Regions from separate parts of the Mus musculus genome. Here region 1 is linked to region 2. A link is a loop called in an ENCODE intact Hi-C map of the cell type or tissue named here. Cell type or tissue: left cerebral cortex. All regions are shown on one strand. Each heading gives the region's core, and the rest is flanking DNA. Links, peaks and the distances in the headings are about the cores only.

Region 1 (5,376 bases), core at 66-5,065, 60 kb before region 2:
GCCCTAGCACTAGATGGAGTATTTAAGTAGAGATAAAGACAAGGCTGGGTCTTTAGGTTCAGAGCAAGTCGTGGAAGGCTCGAGTATTCCACATGGAATAATTAATAAAAATATTAACCGTGATGTTTATAGTATTTCATCTAATCCTCTCCAGTGTGGAAAGTAGATGCAGCTTGGCTTGGTTGTATATATGGAGCATCTTACTGGAGATGATCAGCAAATAATTGCAGAGCCAAAACTTGAGCCCAAGTCGCTTTGGCTAGAGAGTCAGCTACCCTCCCCTGAGTGAACTTCAGTTTCCTACAATATACAAGATTTTTTTTCTTCATCTGTCAAATAGGAAGCTGGGCAAATCTTGTAAACATGGAAATAACTTGGCAAAATGTATGTTATCAGCATTCCCACTCTCAGATGGTTATGGAATGGAAGTGGAGATACACAAGATTGGTCTCTTCTGAGATAAGTCACTTCTCAACTCCCACATTCCTGAAGAATCCAAGACATTTGATTTGCTAACGTTAGGCAAGACTTAGTCCTCAGTGAGCCGGGTTCCTCCAGTGAAGTCAGAATAGTCCGGGCATCCAGATCTGTAAGATCTTGAAGACCAATGATATGTGAGGGAATATCTCGGGAGTTGGGGGGGGGGGGTGTAAAGTGGTTACATTCTTCTTCTTTCTTCTCCTCCTTCTCCTCCTCCTCTTCCTCCTCCTCCTCCTCCTCTTCCTCCTCTTCTTCCTCCTCCTCTTCCTCCTCCTCCTCCTCCTCCTCCTCCTCCTCCTTCTTCTTCTTCTTCTTCTCCTTTTATTAATTTTCTTTATTTACATTTCAAATGCTATCCTGAAAGTTCCCTATACCCTCCCCCCACCCTGCTCCCCTACCCACCCACTCCTACTTCTTGGCCCTGGTATTCCCATGTACTGGGGCATATAAAGATTGCAATACCAAAGGGCCTCTCTTCCCAGTGATGGTCGACTAGGCCATCTTCTGCTACATATGCAGCTAGAGACAGGAGCTCTGGGGGTACTGGTTAGTTCATATTGTCATTAAGTGGTAACATTTTAACTGTGTGTGCTCAGTTATGCATGTCCATGTATGTGTGCTGTGCACGGAGATGCATTTGCCCTCTTGGCCACATTTGGAGACCAGATGTTGATGCTACAACGTCTTTCTCTCTTTCATCTTATATTTTGGGTGCACTGATTCTCTCAGTGAACCCAGAGCTCACTATTTCAGCCTGGCTGGCCTCCTGGATCTGCCTGCCTGCTGGGGTACAGATGTCCACTGTAGCATACAGCTTTTACATGGGTCCCCGGGACCCAAACACAGATCCTCAGGTTTACACAGAAGCTACTCTACCCACTGAGCTAAACCCATAACACACATTTGAAGTTTTTATTAAGAACATTCATTCAAAACTTCTTAAAACTTGACGGCTACTGAGAGTGGGAGAGAGTCAGTTTTGTTTAAGGGAGTCACCGCTGGTAGGTTGACCATGCTCCAGTAGAAGGCCATACTTTCTAGAATGTTCAGATAGTACAAGTTGTACTTGATGGGTGTGGTGGTTTGAATATGCTTGGCCAAGGGAGTGGCACTATTAGGAGATATGGCCTTGTTGGAGGAAGTGTCATTGTAGGGGTGGAATTTGTGACCCTGCCATGCTCTTGCTTTGATGATAATGGAATGAATCTCTGAACCTATAAGCCAGCTCCAATTAAATGACCTTTATAAGAGCTTCCTTGGTCAGGGTGTCTCTTCACAGCAATGAAGATATTAAGACAATGGGTTTAAAAGCAAGAGGACACAGGGTTAGGTAGGAAAGGAGGGAATCTGGGAGGAGTTGGGAGAAGACAGTGACTACGATCAAAATACATTTATAAAATACTCAAAGAAGTAATAAAACACAAAAATTCTAAACTGTTCCAAATGCAGCTAAGACTGGAGCAATAGTCTCTTCACATACTGTGAGAATTACAACTTTGAAAAACAATTTTACAATTTCCATTTGAAGTTAGAAATACTCTCACCATCTGTGATAGTTCATTTTGTTGCCAACCTGACAGGGTCTAAAATCACCTAGGAGATGAACCTCTGTGTAGGTCTGTCAGGGCATTTCCAAGGAGGTTTAACTGGGGCACCAATACTCTCCTTAAACGTAGGCAGCACTGGCCAACTGACTGGGGGTCAGGTGAACAACAATAAGGAAGAGCCACTGTGGTCCCAAACACTGGTGGGCAGATGCTGAAGAGGCGGTGGGGGAGAATCATGAGGCCAATCTGGGCTACACCATTTTAGGAAAAGAAAAGTCGGTCCAGCATAATCAACCTCTCTAGGCTTCTGACTGTGAATACAATGTAACTGTCTGCCTCCCACTCCTGCCACCATGCTTTTCCTGCAGTGATGGACTCTGGCTAGAAGCTGTGAACAAAACCAAATCCTTTCTTCTTTAAGTTGTTTGTGTCTAGTATTTTGTCACAGCTTCAAACAAACAAACAAAAAGCAAGTAATACACTATCCAGCCCAGCAATTGATTTTTTTTTTCTTCAAGATGAGGTTTCTTTTCATAGTCCTGGCTGTCCAGGACTCACTCTGTAGACCTGGCTGGTCTCGAACTCAGAGATCTACTAGCCTCTGCTTCCTGAGTGCTGCTATTAAAGGTGTGTACCACCACTACCCATCCAATAACTGATTTCTAAGAATTACTCAAGTGAAATGCAAACATGTATTCACATATCACACATACACATATGTGTACTACAGGTGATTGTTTGTAGCAGCTTCCAGAAACTTGGAAGTAAGTCAGGCATTGACTAAGGATCAACAAACTGCCCATTAGCTCAGTGGGATTCTACTTAGCAACAAGAGAAGCAAACAGCACAGAAAACAACCTGGACAAAGAGAGTAGGATTCATCTGCTGAATGCATGAGGTCAACTGTAAAGCACTCACAATTGTAAAGAGATATTCACTATGTAATTCTATTGTGTGTGATATTTTTGAAAGGCTAAAACTTTGTGAGTAGAAAATAGACCCGTGATTGTCAGGAGCTAGAAATGGAAAGAAGCACTGGCTGCAGAGTTTCCAGGGGAACCTTAGGTATATCAGAGCCCTGTTAACTCTTGATTCTGATAGTGGTTCTATGACTGTGTGCTTGGCAAAATTCACAGAACTGTACACCAAAAAAAAGTGAACTTTCTGTAAATAAATTATATCTTTAAAATGACAACAGTTCTGCTACCCAGAGGAGAATTAGTTGGACTAGAGGACAACTCCATCCAAGCCCTTTGTTAGTAAGGGACAAGATGGTAGCCAGGCAGGGTGGGGCATGCCTTTAATCCCAGCAATTGAGAGGCAAATGCTGGAAGATCTCTGCAAGTCGAGAACAGGATGATCTACATAGCAAGTTCTAAGTCAACCATAAAGACATATTAACATATGTGTTTTGTCAGGACAGAGAGACAGACAGGAGTGCACGCATACACACTTACCCACACACCCACCCACCCAGAGAGAGAGAGAGAGAGAGAGAGAGAGAGAGAGAGAGAGAGAGAGAGAGAGAGAGAATCATAACTGAGATGATAATAATGCTGATCTTATGACTCCTGTTCTGGGTCTCACTGCACAGGATCTACTGCCTGTCTTCGAGATACAAGTAAAAGCGGAAAGTGAGGCCGTAGGCAGATTTGGAAGCTATTTCGCAGAAACTGAGATACAGGAAATGCGTTGCAGCACAGGCTGTCACCTCGTAGGCTCACAGTTACATTTATAGGTGGACAGCTTTCAAATTTGTATGTCTGCAATTTCTGCCAATTGCAATAGCTATGACCTTGTATCTTTCTCAAGGGAAAGAGGACAGGGACATTAGCTGAGTGAACAGAGGCATCCCCAAAGGAATAGAAATTAATCCGTCCACAATCTAGGAGCAGCTAAGATATGAGTCGAGTCCCAAGTAACATTTGCAAAGAGGCAACCAGCCTACCCCATCTCTGTAGGTAAGGGAGCACGTGCCTCTGAGAACTCGTTGGGCTGGATGACACCTCCCTCTGCCTGACCTTCTCATCCCTATATTTAGAAATTCAGAAGACAGCCGTGAATCATGGCTAACTCTCTGGTCTAATTATTTCCTTGGGTGATGTCACCTTCGTATCTCGAAGACAGGCAGTAGGTCCCTTGCAGTGAGACCCAGAACGGGAGTCATAAGACCAGCATCATCATCTCAGCTACGATTCTGTGACCCAGGGGGTGATAGCTTTCGTATGCCGGATTTTAACTTCTTTATTGGGAAAATAAGGAAGTTGATTTGTTAGAGATTCATTCAACTTTAAATTAAGTGTCCTTTGCTTAGAAGGTTTTCATTTATCTACCCTAATCTTGAAATACATGGCTTCAAATGAAATTTTTCTGAAAGGACAACAGAGACAGCCAACAGATTAGGAAATTGCCATGAAGGGAAGAGAGGTATGAGGGCCTGGGCTTTGCTAGACAGTGGCCTTCTATTTGACCTTGGAGACTGATTAGTCTGTCTCCAAGCTTCCCACTGGCCAGGGCTAAGAGGCAACTAAAGGTTGTTGAATGAACAAGGAAGAAAATGGTATACTCTAATACAGTAGGCACTACCTACGTGAGACAATTACGTTCTGGAAATGTGGCAAGCGTGACTGGATACTAAAAATACAATTGCTCACTTAATTGTATTGAATACAAACCGGAATGGCCATGGGAGGCTGGGGGGAGTGTTGTACTGGACCAAACCGCTCAGATTACGATAATTCAGTGTTTGCTCAGTGTGTCAGTCACTACTTTATTGCCTCTCAGATGCAAATTTATCCTTTCCCAGACAGCTGTGTACTAGCACCACTGGGCCTCATAATTACTGCCATTTCGCCAACTGATAAAATCTAAAGTTTGTCTGCAGGGAGCCTAAAGAGGTGCCGAAGGAGGAAGATGCACCTTCCTGCTTTGGGTAAGACTCTCCTCTAGGCTGCTACAGTTCATGGATCTCCAGGCTCACCCCAGGTGGGCAGATGACTGTGGGTACCAGATGTGTGTGTGTGTGTGTGTGTGTGTGTGTGTGTGTGTGTGTGTGTGTGTGTGAGAGAGAGAGAGAGATTTCTGCAGCATCCAATCTCAGTAACATATGTAACTTGTCCCACATCCAGATCATGAAGGGCAGACACCAGGTTCTCTGAATGCTGTGGCCAGCAGTTCCCAAAGGCAAGAAGATTCCCCCGAATGTCTGATGCCTTTAGAGGGGAATACCATAGAAGAGGCCCCTCCCTGTGCACAGCCTCCCTCTGTGTGATGGTGGACTGTTTCAAGAAAGAGTCAAGGCATGCCCTCTCCATGTAGATGATTCCTTTGGAACCTCACAGGACAGATT
Region 2 (5,376 bases), core at 324-5,323:
TCGAAAAACCAAAAAAAAAAAAAAAAAAAAAAAAAAAAAAATGAGCATTATTGTTCACCCCCCCCAAAAGGTTTTCCTTTTTTCTTCTTTGATCCCTCTCTAGTATAGATTAGTCTGAGCTTTTTTCCCGAGTGGTGTAGGACTCACTTGGCATGTGTTCTTTTGTGCCTGGGTTCTTTCACCCTGCATTTTTTTTTTTTAATTCTTCCATGCTATAGAGTCTCAGTTCCCCTTTTGTTCCCACTATCTGGAAGTAACACAATCTATTTGTGTATTGACAAACATAGTAGTACCTTCCAGTTTCTGACTGTCATGGGAAAAGCCACCATGAATAGTTTTATACAAAAGTCTATTTGTGAATCTAAGTTTTCATTTATCTTGGGTAAACCTCTAGACTGGGAACTAGCTAGGCCACAGGCAGACATATACATTTAACTTTGAAAGAAACTATGTTTTCAAGGATGTCATAAATACTCTTTGTCACTCTCTATGCCAGGAAGATAGAAACTGCTCATAAATGTTAGCTATCAAGCATAAAAGCAAGTGAAGATTACTTTAGTAATTTAAGCAAGTCCAAATTTAAGAATCAAATGTGAAAGTATTTTATTAGCTAATTCAACAGCTGCAGGGGACTCATACCTCTGAGCCTCTGGGGTTCATCACCATCTCTGTAGGATTGTGGGTACCAGGGTAGAGGACAACTTTGTGGAGTTGATTCTCTTTTCACCTTTTTGTCAGCTTGGGGGGTGGGGTGGGGATTGAAATCAAGTCATCAGGTTCACACTGAGCCATTACCCAGGCTGTTTTACATTCTAATAGTCTCTTTAATTGACCAAGGTTATCTCCCTGGCCACTCTTGTACTTGCTGTCTCTTCTCCCTGCAATGCCCCACCACTAGTTGTGGCATGACTGGCTTCTTGCTATTCATTACTCAGATGAGTGTCATTTTCTAAAGAGATTGCTGCCAACTGAATTGTGGTCCTACCTCAGAATCATGTGTTGAACCTATAACCCCCAATAGGTTAGTAACAATATTTGAAGATGAACCCTTTAAAGAAATTTAAGTTGTTTAAATTGTGAGGTTGGGTATGGTGGTGCACACCTTTTGATCCCAGCACTTGGGTGGCAGAGACAGGCAGATCCCTGAGTTTAAGACCAGCCAAAGCTAAGTAGAGAAACCCTGTCTCCAAACAAACAAACAAACAAACCCAACCAACCAACAAAACAAAAACAAAAAACAAAAAACCCAAATCACCACCAATTAAAAAAAAAAAAAAACCCAACAACCCAGCAACAACAAGGAAAAGAAGTAAAGGAGTTTCGGTTAACAACGAGGCTGTTGGAATCCTTATCCAATAAGGCTAGGTGCTGAGGACTCGTATATTGGACTAGAAGAGAAAGGAAAGGACAATCGGTAAACCTTGAGATGGCATAGTAAACAAAAGCATGGCATTGTTCATGGTTCTGCACTGTATTGAGAGTGTGCTAGAGAGTATCTTTGTCCTTGGGAAAAAAACACACACACACACATATATTTGTGTGTGTGTATATATATATGTGTGTGTGTGTGTATATATATATATATGTATACATATATATCTTATAAATATAAAAGGATTTACAACATGTATACATTCATACATACATATTTGTGCACAGAACATGAAAATATAGCAAAACAATGTAATTCTGGCAAAAAAAAAGATGAGACTTTACTATTCTTACACCTTGTGTGTATATGTGACCACTTACATACAGAAAAGCTATAGAAATTCTAGAAACTCTTGTTTATTGTTTTACATTACATTTAATCTGTCTTGTGTGTATTTTAACACTGTTCTAAGTACTTTAACTGTGAGACATCTACGAAGACACAAGGTTGACTGTCTCCTCCAGTGTCAAGAGTCGCAATTAAGGCAAAGACTGTCGTGTCTACTCCTTTTTCCCCAGACTTAAAATAGTGTGTAGCAGAAACTCTAGTTACTGTCCTTCAATATCAGCTAACAAAATACTGGGCACCTTCTAGGCATTGGAGTACAAAGCAGGGTACAAAATACTTTAAAAAACCACGCCTAGGGGCTGGAGATGTAGCTTTGTAAAGTGCCTGTCTAGCATGCACAAAACCCTTGGATTCCTAGCTCTGTACAAACAAATAGGGTGTATAAATTGGGTGTGGTGGTGCCCGCCTTTAATCCCATTACTCGGGAGATGAAGACAAGAGGAAAAGTTCAAGATCATTCTTAACTACACAGCCATTGTGCTCCCTCCCACCACAATGGGCGGCCGGGGTGAAGGGTATCAAAATCCAAGCCCAAAGCAGCTTATATCAGGCACTCAATTAGCCAGCCATCATATTTCACTTGGTCCTTTGCAACCTTGGAAGTGCGGACCACCCGGGTTTGGCAGAGAAGGATACTGAGGATTAAGTGCGGCTGAGATCATTGGGGTCATTAGTGGGCGTGGAGATTAGCGTTCTAACCCTGGTCTCAGCTGTGAATCGATTACACCTAAGCCATTCCCCCAATCAGCATCAAGTGCCGAGTGCGGGCGTAGAGGTACGATGCAGGTCAAGTCCGGAAAGGCGTTTGCGGAGTGCAGGCGCCTCGCGAAGGCCCTCGGTACAAATCGCGGGATTTTGGCGCGCTCTTTTTGTTGGCTGGGTGTTCTCGCCAGTGATTGGTTCCGGGCTGTCGCGGCGGCTGGGTCTACCTCGGCTGCAGAGAGGCGGCGCGGCTCTCCGCTGGCCTCCTGGGGGATGGGCCACCAGGAATCTCCGCTGACCAGAGCGGCGGCGGGAGGTGCAGCTTACATAAAGAGGTTACGTAAAGTGCTCAGCTGGCGTGAACTCGGGGACGGCCACGGGAACCTGGAAGCCGAGGCCTCCCCCGGGAGCGTTGCTGTCATCACAAGAGCAGCGCCGCGACGCGCTACACGCTCAGCCAGGCTCCCCGCCTCGCGCCCTACCCGGCTCTGCAGACAAGCCCGGCTCGGAACGGACCATCCTCCGGCGCGGGCTCCAAGGGGGAACCGGTTCGCCCGGAAGAGGAACAGCGCCGGCCAGGTAAGAGGGAGTGGAGGGAGGAAGGGAGGGCCGAAGCGGGAGCCCCGGCGCCCCACCGTAGTCCCGGGGGCGTCACCGGGGCCTCCGCCTGTCGTCCTCGGAAGCCGATCTTTTAGCCGGTTTCCCTTCGCCCGCTGTCCCCGGGGGTCTGGGTCGTCCCGCCGGGCTCTCCTGGGTTTGATTCACGGGACTGTTTACACCGGGAGAAGCCCGGGTAGGACGTGGGGAGGGGCCGTTGAGAGGGGGCTAAGCCCCAGGAAAGTTTAAGCCGGCCGTCTTCGATGGGGACGATCCCTACGGCTTTATTTATTTTTTCTGCTCCTGACGGATAAGTCGGCGAGAGGGGACGGTTTGCGCTTCGGTTTCCGGTCCTCCCTCGGTACTTCCCGGTGGTTCCGTCTTTCCCGCTTTCCTTTCCCTTCCCCCGTTCAATTCGAGACGGTGGCTCCTTCTTAAAGGGGCCGCGACCGGCGGCGGAGGTGGGACGCCGGACGCTTTAAGTTCCTCATCTACCCTTCTCGGCCCGGTGGGTTTTAACTTCTCCCTCTCGCCCTTAGATCACCATCCAAGGTCCCGCTCCTCCACATCTCGGGGCTAGACGGAGGGATGAGGCAAGGGGGGCCCGGGCGGCGCCGTTGCTGCTCCCCCCGCCCCCCGCAGCCATGGAAACGGGGAAAGAGAACGGAGCCCGCAGAGGGACAAAAAGCCCGGAGCGGAAAAGGCGAAGCCCAGTCCAGCGGGTACTGTGCGAGAAGCTGAGGCCGGCGGCCCAGGCCATGGATCCGGCTGGGGCCGAGGTCCCGGGCGAGGCCTTCCTGGCCCGGCGGCGGCCGGATGGCGGCGGCGGGGATGTTCCTGCACGGCCGCGCTACAGCCTCTTGGCGGAGATCGGGCGCGGCAGCTACGGCGTGGTTTATGAGGCTGTGGCTGGGCGCAGTGGGGCCAGGGTGGCAGTCAAGAAGATCCGCTGCGACGCTCCCGAGAACGTGGAGTTGGCACTAGCAGAATTCTGGGCCCTCACCAGTCTCAAGCGGCGGCACCAGAATATCGTGCAGTTTGAGGAGTGCGTCCTACAGCGCAACGGGTTAGCCCAGCGCATGAGTCACGGCAACAAGAACTCACAGCTTTACCTGCGCCTGGTGGAGACCTCGCTCAAAGGTAGACTACAGCCGGCAGTCCTGCCCTCTCCTGGACCCCCTTGTTCTCAGAACCACTCAGTTCTAATAACTGTCTCTGGCTCGCTAAGGTCCTTGACCCGGCTTTGGGACCTTCTTTCTTGCTAGGAAATCAGTCTGTTCCCCAGCCGTTAGCTGACATTCCCTAACAAGCTCACCAAGTGCTAACCTTGATCTTTTTAAGTACTCACTCAGTAGGTGTGAGCCATAATTACAAGCCTAGCATTTTAAAAGATGGATGAAGAGTAGTCCTGGTGGGATTCAAAGTAGTTGGTAGAACTGCAGAAGCCCCCTCATGCCTCTTTCTCATCAGAACCTAGAGGGGAAAAAAAGTAGCAGACCCACCCATGCCATTCTCCTTTCCTGATTTCTAGTTTCTTCCAATTCTGTTCCCAAACCTTGTCTTCAAGTGTGAGGTTTCCTCCGAGAACCCCAACCCTTCACCCGAGAGCAGACAATCATTCAGTTGGTTCTTGGTTTAGTCCCTGAGGGCACCACAGGTTAATAACTCACGCACCCAGTAATAACCCCCTCAGGTGGGCCAAGAGCTGTCGCATAACAAAACAGGTTGCAGCTTTCCCTGCCCTGTTACAATCTCAGTTGTTTTCATAACCCCTGGGGCTGTCTGAGCAGTGATTGTTGCAGAACCATGGGGCTCCAGGAGGCCAAACACCTTGCCTTCCTGTGTAAACTAGAGAAGAGGCAGTGGGCTGCAAGTGTCTTGAGTTCCTGGGGCAGGGGGTAGGGCGAGGGAAATTGGACAGTCGCAATCCCAGCTATATAATCTGAGCGCTACGATTTGGATAATATCTGTAACAGTAAATTAAGCTTCTGCTCTATAAATAGAGGAACTCAGCCTAGTGGGCACAAACACAGCTCGATTAAGGTTAATCAGCTTGAAAGAGTGGGACTCCGGCCTCCAAATTCCTGTGTCCTTGAAGTATTTGTAAGCCAGCATGGCCCTCACAGATCTTTGCAGATATATTGCTGCCTTCCTTCCCTATCTGAGGTTGAATTTAGCAGACTGGGTGGGATTTAGGGCTAGATTTCCTAAAGTCTTTTTGGAGCACCTGTCAGATTTTATTGTAAGGTCCCAGGAGAACTCCTTGCAGAGTTTTAAAGTCATTTAACAGTGGATTG

The links. Peaks named below come from ENCODE experiments on the same cell type or tissue, not always from the same donor. Only the 100,000 strongest peaks of a DNase experiment are listed, where the experiment ranks them.
Region 1: a loop joins it to region 2, with 3 times the contacts of the local background. A loop is called at or near these places in 1 of 42 quality-filtered maps.

The regions. Positions count from the first base shown.
Region 1 is chr2:129,738,495-129,743,870 of GRCm38, forward strand. No RefSeq gene overlaps it. Among named protein-coding and RNA genes, the nearest start is that of Pdyn, 41 kb to the left of the region's middle. In left cerebral cortex, for the core only: no CTCF peak of the experiment used is centred there; DNase peaks (open chromatin) are centred at 2,246, 3,723 and 4,016; H3K27ac peaks cover 442 bases.
Region 2 is chr2:129,797,786-129,803,161 of GRCm38, forward strand. Stk35 (serine/threonine kinase 35) reads left to right here and starts at 2,732. Exons shown (of 4, transcript NM_183262.3): 1 at 2,732-3,061; 2 at 3,619-4,219. The coding sequence starts at 2,756. It overlaps Stk35os1 (serine/threonine kinase 35, opposite strand 1), which reads right to left and starts at 3,674. Exons shown (of 1, transcript NR_029452.1): 1 at 584-3,674. In left cerebral cortex, for the core only: CTCF peaks have their summits at 2,707 and 3,919; DNase peaks (open chromatin) are centred at 2,767, 3,497 and 3,724; H3K4me3 peaks cover 3,264 bases; H3K27ac peaks cover 2,060 bases.